2 separate regions of the Homo sapiens genome follow, and region 2 is linked to region 1. The links are chromatin contacts, found by Hi-C or POLR2A ChIA-PET in ENCODE. All regions are on one chromosome and are shown on one strand. Each heading gives the region's core, a stretch centred on a gene start or an enhancer-like site at or near the end of the contact. The rest is flanking DNA. Distances are from core to core; before and after follow the strand shown.

Region 1 (5,487 bases), core at 2,988-5,487:
CGGGGGAGGGGGGCCTGAAAACGCTTGCTATCTTCTTTTTTGGGATGTCATCTGTTAAACAGGAGACACCAGCAACATTAGTGTTCCCACATGTATTCTGAACGCTCTGGGCTTTCACAGGCAAGAGGCGACACATGATTTGTCCTTGGGAGTCCTGCAGAGAGTGAGCTCAGACGGGAGTGGGGCCGTGACGATGCAGGCTGTGCGTGCTCAGGAAAGCGTATTTCATTCTTCATGGAAACGCTACCCGGTCCCACCAAGACCACACTGAGCCTGTGGGGATGGGGGACGAGGCAGGGCGAAGAGGGGAGGCATCACGTCACTGACCAGTAGGAAAGATTAGAGGACTAGGGATTTGCCAAAAGTCACAGAGCCTATGGCAAAGCCCAGATGAGCCGAGTCCCGACCACAGCAAGAATAGCTGTGGACGGGCTCTGGGTTCTGCGTGCTTCATCAAGTTCTCGTGGCCCCATGAGCCAGACACCACTGCCTCCCTGGGTGCAACTGGACACAGGCTCAGCAGGGCAGGCACCGCTCCCCTTGAGGCAAGCCCGTGAGGCTTTGGGGCCCTGGCCAGCTGTTTGGCTCTGAGCCTGCCCTCCCCTACACCAGCTGCCCTGGCCCAGCCCCATCCAGCCCAGGCTGAGACAGGTCCACGGCAGAGGGGAGCCAGGGGGGTTTCTGACCCTCACCCTGTTGGCCCTCAGCATTTCATGGGGCATGACAGCATTCACCAATGATGGGGACAGGGATGCTGGAGTGGCGGCATGCGGTGGGAGCTGTGTCCTCAAAGCGTTTGCAGAAAGCCTCAGAGAGCTGCCAGCCCCCATGCCAGTAGGAGGCGGGTGAGAGGGGCAAGGCTGTGCTCCACACCACTTGGGACTGGGTGCGGCTGCTGTGGGCTGAGTGGAGCGTGGGTTTACACATGGGACAGGGACCCCTACTCCCCACCAGGGCCCGGGGCACCCCCTGCTGTCAGCCAGGCTCCTGCCAGGACTGCTCTTGCCTCACGTGTGTTTTTGGACGGCAGCCAGGCCACACCACACCTACAACAAAGAAAGGAAAAGGGACTGGTCCTGGGCAGTGCGAGGACACGCACCTGTGTCTAGGATGGTGGGCCAGGTCCTGATGTCCACGGCAGCAGCAGCCTCCTTGGACCTGAGCAGCCGTGTGACAGCCTGCGTGGTGAGGACGCATGCAGACTTGCTGACCTGCATGGCGAGGGGCCAAGGGTGGGTGGGCGGGGCCTCTCAAGCTGCCCAGAAAAGGGGGCAGCGGAGGGCAGCCTTGCAGCCTCCCACTCACAGACTCTGACCCGCGGGCCAGGTAGGCGCACCTCCACGATCATCTTGACGGTGGGCAGTGTGGTGCCGAGGTTCTGAGGGTGCGGGGGCCGCACGGTGACAGGCACGCAGCCACAGTACAAGCAGCCATAGAACGCGGCAATGAGGTCCACCCCTGTGGAGACAAGGACTGGCTGTGAGGAGGCCGGCCGCAAGAGGCTCCCACCAGCCTCTGTTCACTGTTCCTGCGAGAGAGGAGGGGAGGTGGTGCTGGGGGGGCATGGGTGACTCCTGGGTTTCCACAGGGGTAGCTGAGCTGAGGAGGCAGACACATGCAGAGAGGAGGGGCTGAGCTTAGTTTTGGAAGATGCTTCGGGGAGGGAGTGTCTAGGGGGCTGCTTAGGATAGGAGGCTGCTTACAAAGAGCTGCAGGTGGACAGCCCCACAGTGAGCCCACCTGGTGGGTAGACCAGAGCCACATGGTCCCCAACACTCAGTCTTCCCTTCTCCATCAGAGCCGCGGCCACTCTCTCAGCCCTTTTGTGCAGCTGGACACAGGTTGCAGTGCTTGTGACGGTGCCCTAGGAAAGCGATCTTTGAGCTCATCTGTATGCTGGTGCGTGCAGGTGGGCTGTTCGCAGATCTGCGTGCACACCACCTGCACGCCACTGCACACGACACCTTGTGATTAGCGTCCATGATAATGACAATGTGTCAGTCCTAGACGTACGGCTGGTGTCTTTTTTTTGGTAGAGATGGGGTTTCACCATGTTGGCCAGGCTGGTCTCGAACTCCTGACCTCAAGTGATCTGCCCGCCTCAGCCTCTCAAAGTGCTGGGATTACAGGCATAAGCCACCGCACATGGTCCACGACTGGTGTCTTTTCTCACCATCTGTACTCTCTCACTAGCAGTGAAGGGACAGGCATGCAAGTATCTCCTGTGTGGTCCCAGCTAAGAGGGAGAGATGCGGGCACTCCATTCACCCAGGGCAGAGCCAGAAACACGTGGGTAAAGAAGACCTTTCTGGCCTTTTCAATAAAATATTCCATACGACACCATTATAAATACATAATAAGCGATAAGCAAACATCCCTGAATTGTACTACTTTCCATGCCCACAGGTCACCTGCACTGAGCCTGGGCGTGTGTCATCTGCAACCGGCTTTCTCAGAGGCATCTGTGTGTCTCCTCTAGGACTGACTACACCAGCTCCTTCATTCACCCTGTCTCTCTGCTGAGGGGCACTGGGGCTATGTGACCAGTTCAAGGCAAACAGAAATACCTGGTAACCCTACCTCTCTGCTCAGGACACTCATCCTCCCTGATCCCCTGCCAGGCCTCGCAGCTTTTTTAGTCCTTCTTAAGAAGATAAAAAGTGCAATTCAGTCTAATAAATATAAAACTCCAGAGCAGACCAGTGTAACATCAAAACTCCCTGTTTCTCGATTGGTGGCTTCTACTGACAGAAGGCAGTGGAAGAGAGAGACCAGTGGACGCACTTATGTGCTGTGTCCAGGCACAAGGGCTGGGCAGATCCTGAGATTCCAAATCCCGGAAGCTTTGCCAGTCCATATGAGTCAGGGCCCCATCAGGACAGAACCTGAGATCTGGACTGGGACTCAAAGCCCGCAAGGTCTGGGATCCCACTGCATCCTTAGGGAAAACCCAGCGACCCCCAGCCTTATCTGCATCCCCTACCTGGGACCACCTGGCCCCCACCACACTGGCCTCCTTTCCTGCCTTGAGCCACTGGGCATCATTCTTCATAGCCCCTGCTACCCAGTTCCATTCAAAGCCCCCTCCCCAGCACTCCAGGTTACATCACTCCACTGTATTGATACTGAGGTTCACACCATAAGCTGATTTTACCTTGGTCAATGATAAATCACTGGCTGGTTTGTAGGCTTTAGAACTCAATCAATCATAAAATAAATGTTTACTGGGCATGGTTCTAGATGCTTCCAATACACCAGAAAAACAAAGTCTCTCTCCTACGGAACTTGTTTTCTAGCAGGAAAGACTGATTTTAAGCCTCCTGAGAGTAGGGGTCCTTTTAATCTTATTACTGTGCACTGTGCACATTGTAGGCATCATTAAGTATTTTTTTAATTCGAATGAGCAGCACCAAGAGCTAGAAGAGCATATTCTAAGCCACAGTGACCTACTCTTTACGACACCAAAGCTTAAGAGTTCTTACAGCTTGTATGGTGCGTGGGACAGGAAGCCTTGCAGGGTTTTAAGTTATTTAACTTTCTGTGTTTCCGCATTTCGCATTCCTGCCCACAACCTGAATATGAAGATTACAGCTTCTCCTTCTTGACATCCTGAATGTTCCTAGCACAGTGGAATGCACACAACAGGAACTTGAAACACATGAGAATTTCCAAATCAGCAGCAGGAGCAGGGCAGGAAGCAACATTTGTCATTTAAAAGCTGTAACCAAATGTAGAAATTCTAAATGGCTAATTTTTTACAAAATAAACATTTCCTTTTAGCTCACAAACTTAGGAATATTTACATGTATACTGTTTTTAATTTTAAAAACTTGAGCTGATAAAAATTTTCCTGCTAAACACAAAATCAATAGAAATACTATTGTGTGAAATGTGTGGAAAACAAGAAAGGAAAGGGCAGGCAGCGAGAACCGCACCAGACAAGGGGGCTGAGTCCACAGGCACCCTGCTCTCTACGCATGAGAACAACCAGGACGGGGGCTGAGTCCACAGGCACCCTGTTCTCTAAACATGAGAACAACCAGGACACTGGCACCATGAACTAGACAAGCAAAGGGCTCCACCGGCCCACAGGTGTTTCCAAGCCCCGTGGGCGTGACACTGCCTCACCTTGGCGTTCAGCAGCAAGAACAGCGGGTGGTCAGGAGTGGTGTGGGCACGCCACTGCAGCACGTCAGCCAGGAACAGGAACTGCACGAGAGGGCGACTTGCTCACTGGCGCCTCCGGGGCACAGACACCCGTCCACCCGTCCCCGGAACTGGCCTGTCACCTTCCGTGCCTGGTCGCTGTCCTCCAGGTGGGCGAGCTCTCTCCCGGAAGCCTGAGCGATTCTCTTCCCAGCAACCAGGTTCCCCACGATCATTGAGGCTGGTCCAACCTCTAGAAACGGGGGAACTCTGAATGAAAAGCTGGTGACTTCTCATATATAAACATCACGTGATTTTATTTACAATTTTTATTTTGAAAACATACTTGAATGAGGCATTTAACTCTTCTACTGAGATACAAATATTCAGAAAGCTAGCTACAAGGTTTATGCTAAGTGACAAAGAGAATTTCTCTCTTGAACATAAACTACGCCTTATTGAGAAGTTTACTACACGACGCATCTCAGAGGATACGATTTGGCCTCAGTCACAGCAAAATTCTTAACATATTTTGTTTTACTGTACTTTATGTATAAATCAGGAAATTAAATCTTCCTGATGAAATGTATTTAGTGATATGTGTTCAATAATTAATAAAAAAAAACTTTGGCATGTACTAAAAATCAACAGGACCAAAGAAATGAAAAATTGCATTAAAGTTAAACCAGTCTCTAAAATTAGCTTTTAAATGTATAAAATGAGGGAAGGCAAGTTGGCCGTTTGCTGAGAGATTTCCGAGGCCACACAGACACTGGGTGATGTGATGTGTCCAGCTCGTCCAGCTCCAGGATGATCCTGGGCAGCATTTCTAGCCCTAGGGAGCCATCTCCTAGCCATGCAAAGCTAAGATGCCATCCTTGAGTTTATCATTAAAATTGGTTCCTAACAGGCAGGTGGAAACCACCATGCAGGTGATGTGGTTAAGTTCCCCCATGCGTGGCTGGTTCCAGGAAGGCGGGAGGTGGCACCATTCTGGGGTGCACACTCGCTCTGGCTCTTGACCCCAGCCCCAAAGACGTGGGCAGTTGGCACTGGAGGTCTAGCAGGGCCGCACCCTAACCACAAGCACCGCTGTTACCACTGTTAGACTAGAGAGCATCCTGTTGTTAGGTTCAACTAACCTGGTTGTTTCTGACGAGGTTTGGGGAGGTTGGTAACACAGGTGTGAGGGCACATCAGCACATTACACGGGTGCAGCGTCCCTTCCAGAAAGCGCTGTTTGGTTTCAGAAATGTGAATCCCTCCGAGAGGAGCCTTGGGCAAGGTGTTGGCAGGAACCAGGGCCAGACAGTACACGCCCACCTGGTGGATGCTATCAAT
Region 2 (5,694 bases), core at 291-2,790, 130 kb after region 1:
AGCCCCCTGGTCTGGGGTGTTCTGTTACGGCAGCTGAGCAGACTGACAGCCGTTCAAACAGAAATGACCCTGACAGAAGAGAAGACACACACTGCCCAGGGCCATTCAAGGCACGAGAAGCAAAGGCTGCCATCATGAGCACAGAAGAGACTGAAAAAGACGATAAAGTAAGGTCAGGAAAATGTCAGCAAAGCTCCTTCCCTCTTTTCCTGCTGCTGTGCCTTCAAGGCCCAGGGCCTGGAGGGGACCTAAGGCTGCAAGGGGCTACCCGCTGGTCCCCAGGGGCAGCGTGCAGCACCAATGAGCCTCCTGAATGCCAGCCAGGCTGCCGCTCGCACACAACCAGGGCCTGCTGGAGGGGCGAGCGGAGGCGGGTGGGGCTGACCCTCCCACCGGCTCTCCATGGCACCAGCACACCCTGTGCGTTCCAGGCACAGGGAGAAAGCCCTTCCCTCCCTCACAAAGCTTTGATCCCAGTCAGAGGCAGGCACAGGGGCAGGACAGGGTGGGCACGGAGATGGGAGGGAGCGTGATGGGAGTTGGCACCCACTCCACAACCTCCACAAGCCCTGGTGATGGAAGCAGACAGGCAGGGAGATGGGGAGGACTTGGGGAAAAGTGGGGTGCGGGGTCGACAGCACAGAGGTGAGGCCCTGAGGTCCAGTTGCTGGGGCTTGGGGTGTGGAGGGGGAGGTAGGAGAGACCCAAGGGGAGGAATGAGGCCGGAGGGCAAGTCACCCGAGTGGCAGGAGGAGAGGCCCTGGGGGACAAGTGCTGGAATGGGCCGAGTCCGCAGGGCCACATGGCCAGGAGGGACCACTCTCAGCCTCCCCGCAGGCTCACACAGGGCACAGGCCTGAAAGCCCTGAGCCCTTCTGCCCCCCACACACCTCCACGTCCCGCAGGGAACCTGCCCCGAGAGCCTGCGCTGGCTGTGGGAGATGGGAAGGCCTCCCCAGGGTTCTTGGACCTCAGTCTTTTTGGCCGTGCTAAAAAAAATCCTAGGCCAGGCACGGTGGCTCATGCCTGTAATCCCAGCACTTTGGGAGGCTGAGGCGGGTGGATCACAAGGTCTGGAGTTCAAGACCAGCCTAGCTAAGATGGTGAAAGCCCGTCTCTACTAAAAATACAAAAATTAGCTGGGCATGGTGGCATGCACCTGTAATCCCAGCTACTCGGGAGGCTGAGGCAGAGAACTGCTTGACCCGGGGTGGTGGAGGTTGCAGTGAGCCGAGTCTCAAAAAAAAAAAAAAAAAAAAAAAAAAAGAAAGAAATCCTAGTGTCCACGTGGCCCTAAGGACGCGGCCATTACCACAAGCTCCTTAAATCCTTTGGAAAAGAAGTGTGTGAAGGGCAAAATAAACCTGCGTCTTTCCCCCATGGAGCGAGATGTCCTGTATCTCGTCTTCCTTCCGGGGTGGGTGTGGCTCGCCGCTTGGGGGTGCAAGGCCTTCTGACAGCGCCAGGATCTGGTGGCTCTCGTCACGCACCATCTGCAGTAAAGCCTGTGGCGGGAAAGCGCGTCAGAAGGGAGTTGCCTGCCACCCCACACAGCCACGCTCTACACCACCTGCGGCCCCGAGCTGCCGCCAGGACTCTGTGAAGGGCGGGCAGCTGTGGAGAGGGAGGGCACCGCCTCGGCTTCGTACAGGCGGCACCCACTTCTCAAGCTACAAGGTTTTCAAGCCCACCTCTCCCGACCTTCAGAGAGACAACACGGAAGCCAGGCTTGGAGTGAATTTCTCTATAAGCCACTCCAAAGATGGCCCCGCCACTTCCTCCACTCCACCTGCTCCCTGAGGGGGACACCGTCCCCCGCCTAAGCCTGGACAAAGCTCAGGGCAGGGCTTTAGGCCAATGTCCACAGCGAGATCACAAACATATCACACACTCCCTGCCCACCTGGGACGCTACGAGAAGGCCACACGATGGCCACCCAGGAGGCCTCTGTGCGTGGTCCGGCTGAGGCCAGTGCCGACCACCAGCGTGGGGTGAAGCTGCCTGTGCTGGGCACGGGGAGCAGAGAAAACCATCCCCAGCAGGCCCTGCCCACAGGTCTGTGAACACGAGGCGGCTGCTTTATCCCACCGATTACGCAGCAGCTGGTGTCCGGACACACACTTGACTGTCTCGCCAGAGAGGCTGAGGGGTAAGCAGACGGCCCTATGGAGAAGCTGGTGTCACGACCAGCCTAGAGCCCAGAGCCCAGAGGCTCAGCGCGGTCACCACCACATGAGCACACACCCAAGCACAGGACACGTCTGCATAAAAACCTGAAGAGAAAAATAATCTAATAAAGTCCAAAAAGAGGGAAATGCAAAATGAGGCAATGATGAAGCCTACGACGGGTGTGACTGACTGAAAATAGGCTTTCCTGTAATTTTAACGATATGCCAAAAAAGGTCAAATATTAACACTAAAGTGTGAAACCAAATTGCACACTATGTTCATCTCTAACAACTGAAAACACTTTTACTTTAAACATAACGTATGTGGCACAGGATGGATGCAAACTGAGGTCTGCGGCAGAGCAGGGTGGGGTTGAGGGGAGCGGGGTGGTGCGGGGAGGAGCGGAGACGGGGGGAGCAAGGCCGTGGCTGGGGGAGCAGGGTTGGGGGGGGCGCAGTGGGAGCAGGGCCGGGGGAGCAGGGCGGCGGGCAGGCCCTGAAGCTGCTTGGCCCCTCTCTTCCAGCTGCAGAGGACAGGCCATTTCCTTCTTTTTAATATGCTTTTCTAGATTCTGTATAGAGGAGAAAATGCATTTTAAAAAACATCTCTTACAAAGAAGAGATGCAGAGGCCCTGGGCCACAGCTTCCCGCCAGGTGACACGGGGCCCTTGCAGGTGGGTTCCCGTGAGGCCGGGAAGTGGGGCAGAGACCAGTGGGTACCTTAGAACATGGCCTGTGAGGCAGCCTGGGGGGTCCCACAGACACAATCACTAGGGCTGAGAAGGTTCTGCCATCTCCACACTCAGGACCAGGCGGCTCTGCCTGTCAGCAGTGGTGGTGGTGGCAGCGGCGGAGGCAGGGGAGTCCTCATTTCCTGAGCTCCAGCACCTACCCTGCCCACTTATGGCTCAATTCCAGGCACGGCCAGAGGTGGCCAAGAGTGGCCGGGGCCCCACCCGTGCTCAGGACCTCTCAGCCTCCTCAGCATAGGGACCACAGGGGCTATTAGAGCGTCGACCACACTCTTGGCGTCTGTGGCTGCATCTGAGCAGTGGGTGTCCCCCACGCGCCTGGAGCCACCTCCAAGTGGGGCAAGCACCCAGCTCCACTCAGTTCCCCACTGCGGCGTCAGTGTGGGCACAACCCCAGGGCTCCACACTCTAAAACACAGGCCAGAAATTAAGACAATAAAGGAAAACCCTGAGTTTGAAACAGTCTGAGACATCCATGAAAAAAACTCCTTGTGATTTTCAACTGGACTTGGGACCTTTCAAAGCTGGAGGTGCTCCCTGGACAGCAGTTCCTCCTCTTCCTCCTCCTCCCCTCTCCCCTCCCCCTCCCCCTCCTCCCCTCCCACTCCCCCTTCTCTTCCTCCTCCCCTCCCCCTCCTCATCCCCCTCCCTTCTCTTCCTCCTCCTCCCCTCTTCCCCTCCCCCTCCCCTTCTCTTCCTCCTCCTCTCCCCCTCCTCCTCTGCTTCGCAGCTGCTGCCTCAAGGGCTACAGGAGGCCTTTCCTGCCTTTTGTGCTTTTCTTTTTAAATTATGAAACCTAAGTATGAAGAGTTAACATTAATCAAATTTATTCCTTAAAAATCAGGAATTCTAATATTAGGTTGTTTTCCATAGGAAACACTAACAGAAACATCTCCTTGACGTTTTATATTGTATAAAAATTTGAGGCCAGGCGCTGTGGCTCACACTGTAATCCCAGCACCTTGGGAGGCTGAGGTGGGCAGATTACTTGAGCTCAGGAGCTCAAGACCAGCCTGGGTAACATGGCAACACTCCATCTTTACAGAAAATACAAAAATTAGCTGGGTGTGGTGGCTCACGCCTGTAATCCAAGCTGCTTGGGAGGCTGAGGTGGGAGGATCGTTTGAGCCCAGGAGGCAGAGGTTGCAGTGAGCTGTGACTGCACTGCTGGGTGACAGAGTGAGACTCTGTCTCACCAAAAAAAAAAAAAGGAAATGCAAAGAAGATATAAAAAACTGATTAAAAAAAAAATCTCCAATTTCCATGTTTAAGAAAGTAAAATAAGTTTTTTTATTTTAATGAAAAAAAGAGGTTTAACTGACTCAGTTCTGACAGAGAGGGGTCTTACTATGTTGCCCAGGCTGGTCTTGAACTCCTGGGCTCCAACGATCCTCCTGTCTCAGCCTCCCGAAGTGCTGGGATCATAGGCATGAGCCACCGTGCCCAGCCAAATAAAGTAAAACAAGTTTTATTCTGAATGCAGTAAGTCCTCACTTAACGTCATGGATGGGTTTTGGAAACCGCGACTTTTAAACGCATGTAACAAAGGCACCCTCAGGGCCCTCTGAGACAACGGGAGCTGCGGCCAGCAGCACAGGAGTGTCCTTCCTACAAGGTCAGTTTCCAGGAACCTCGGGGCAACGCTAAGTGAGGACTTACTGCGCAGTCTCAGAAGAGGTTTCACTGATGTGAAGACTGTTTTGTTTGGGAATATGTTTACCACTTGACTAAGCTCCTGTAGTGGCATCATTCTATCACTCACTTGTTTAGCCAAGTTTTTGTCAATGGTTTTGCCATAAAATGATCTGCTAAACTGGGAGAGGAAAGAAAACCTATGAAAAGTTCCACAAAATTCTGCCTTCAAGGTTGATTCCAAGGAGGCTGAGTGGCTTCTCTCCCATCGTCTGAAGAGAACTCGGCTCAGTCCTAGAGCACTGCGGCGTCTGGTGCCTCGGCTTCTCTACAGGGCACAGGCAGGAGGGAGGCACAGGCGGGAGAGAGGCACAGGCCGGCTCTGCGACTCGGGGCAACACCACCTGCCCACGGGCTCACAGGACCCTCCCTGCCCAGATGGGAGGCGGCCACCTAAGGGGCCAGTGCAGGGCTGGGTGGGCGGCTTCCGGGGCCACCGTGGGGCTGCCTCCCGTGAGTCATTAAAATGCAGGTGCTCAGAGGCACCCAGGAAAAGCTGGCCCTCCAAGGCTCTCCCCGGCAAGGCAGGACACAGGGCTTGGGGGATGCCCCGAGGCTGCACATGTGAAGCTGTGAGGGCCGCCCCTGCCAGCCATACCTTCACGTGCTTCGGACGCACTTCCTTCTCCTTCATGGCTTCCGGCAGCGGCTGAAACCTTCCAGAGATGGAAGCAGGGGTCACAGGACCAGCAGTTTGAGCCTCAGGGCCTCCTGACCCCGGGCTCAGTCTTGCTCCAAAACCCGAGCCGTCACCTAAAAACACCACAGGGTCAGGGTCCCACCCACAGCTCTCCAGGGGGTTCCCCAGGGGACGCACTGCAGAGGCAGGACAGGGGTGATCGGCCCGCAGTCCCCAGCGACAACCACACCGTGATTCTGCTCACGGAGAAAACACTGATGGCCCCAAAAATGCTTCATAAAAACATAACCCTGGTGAGAAAGACGCACGTCAAGTAAGAAAACGCAACTTCACAGGTTGAGAACATCACCTGAGTCCCTGATTCCAGCGCCAATCTTAGGGGACCTCTGCTCACTTCTCCAGACGTGGCCCCCAAAGACTCCACAAAACCCAGATGGCCTG

The links. Hi-C counts contacts between places; a loop is a spot of excess contacts on that map. ChIA-PET counts read pairs that join two places held with the same protein, here RNA polymerase II (POLR2A).
Region 2: a loop to region 1 is called in a map of CD8-positive, alpha-beta T cell, with 2.4 times the contacts of the local background. The contact joins two enhancer-like sites. A Hi-C loop is called at or near these places in 1 of 168 maps with a recorded cell type or tissue (CD8-positive, alpha-beta T cell). POLR2A ChIA-PET finds 5 or more read pairs at or near these places in 5 of 52 experiments (K562, SK-N-SH, activated CD8-positive, alpha-beta T cell and 2 more).

What each region holds. Positions count from the first base shown.
Region 1 is chr21:46,550,546-46,556,032 of GRCh38, reverse strand. It overlaps DIP2A (disco interacting protein 2 homolog A), which reads right to left. Exons shown (of 38, transcript NM_015151.4): 23 at 5,289-5,487; 24 at 4,290-4,399; 25 at 4,129-4,209; 26 at 1,741-1,864; 27 at 1,337-1,458; 28 at 1,100-1,211; 29 at 1-51. Among named protein-coding and RNA genes, the nearest start is that of S100B, 52 kb to the left of the region's middle. Within about 2 kb of position 4,237, at least 15 of the 41 ENCODE cell types and tissues checked have a DNase peak (open chromatin) inside an H3K27ac peak, as active enhancers do; they include CD8-positive, alpha-beta T cell, where a contact is called at or near this core.
Region 2 is chr21:46,421,642-46,427,335 of GRCh38, reverse strand. It overlaps PCNT (pericentrin), which reads right to left. Exons shown (of 47, transcript NM_006031.6): 32 at 5,212-5,366; 33 at 1,365-1,505. Among named protein-coding and RNA genes, the nearest start is that of DIP2A, 34 kb to the left of the region's middle. RefSeq lists enhancers at 1-369, 370-871, 4,485-4,990, 4,991-5,497, 5,498-5,694. Within about 2 kb of position 1,540, at least 6 of the 41 ENCODE cell types and tissues checked have a DNase peak (open chromatin) inside an H3K27ac peak, as active enhancers do; they include CD8-positive, alpha-beta T cell, where a contact is called at or near this core.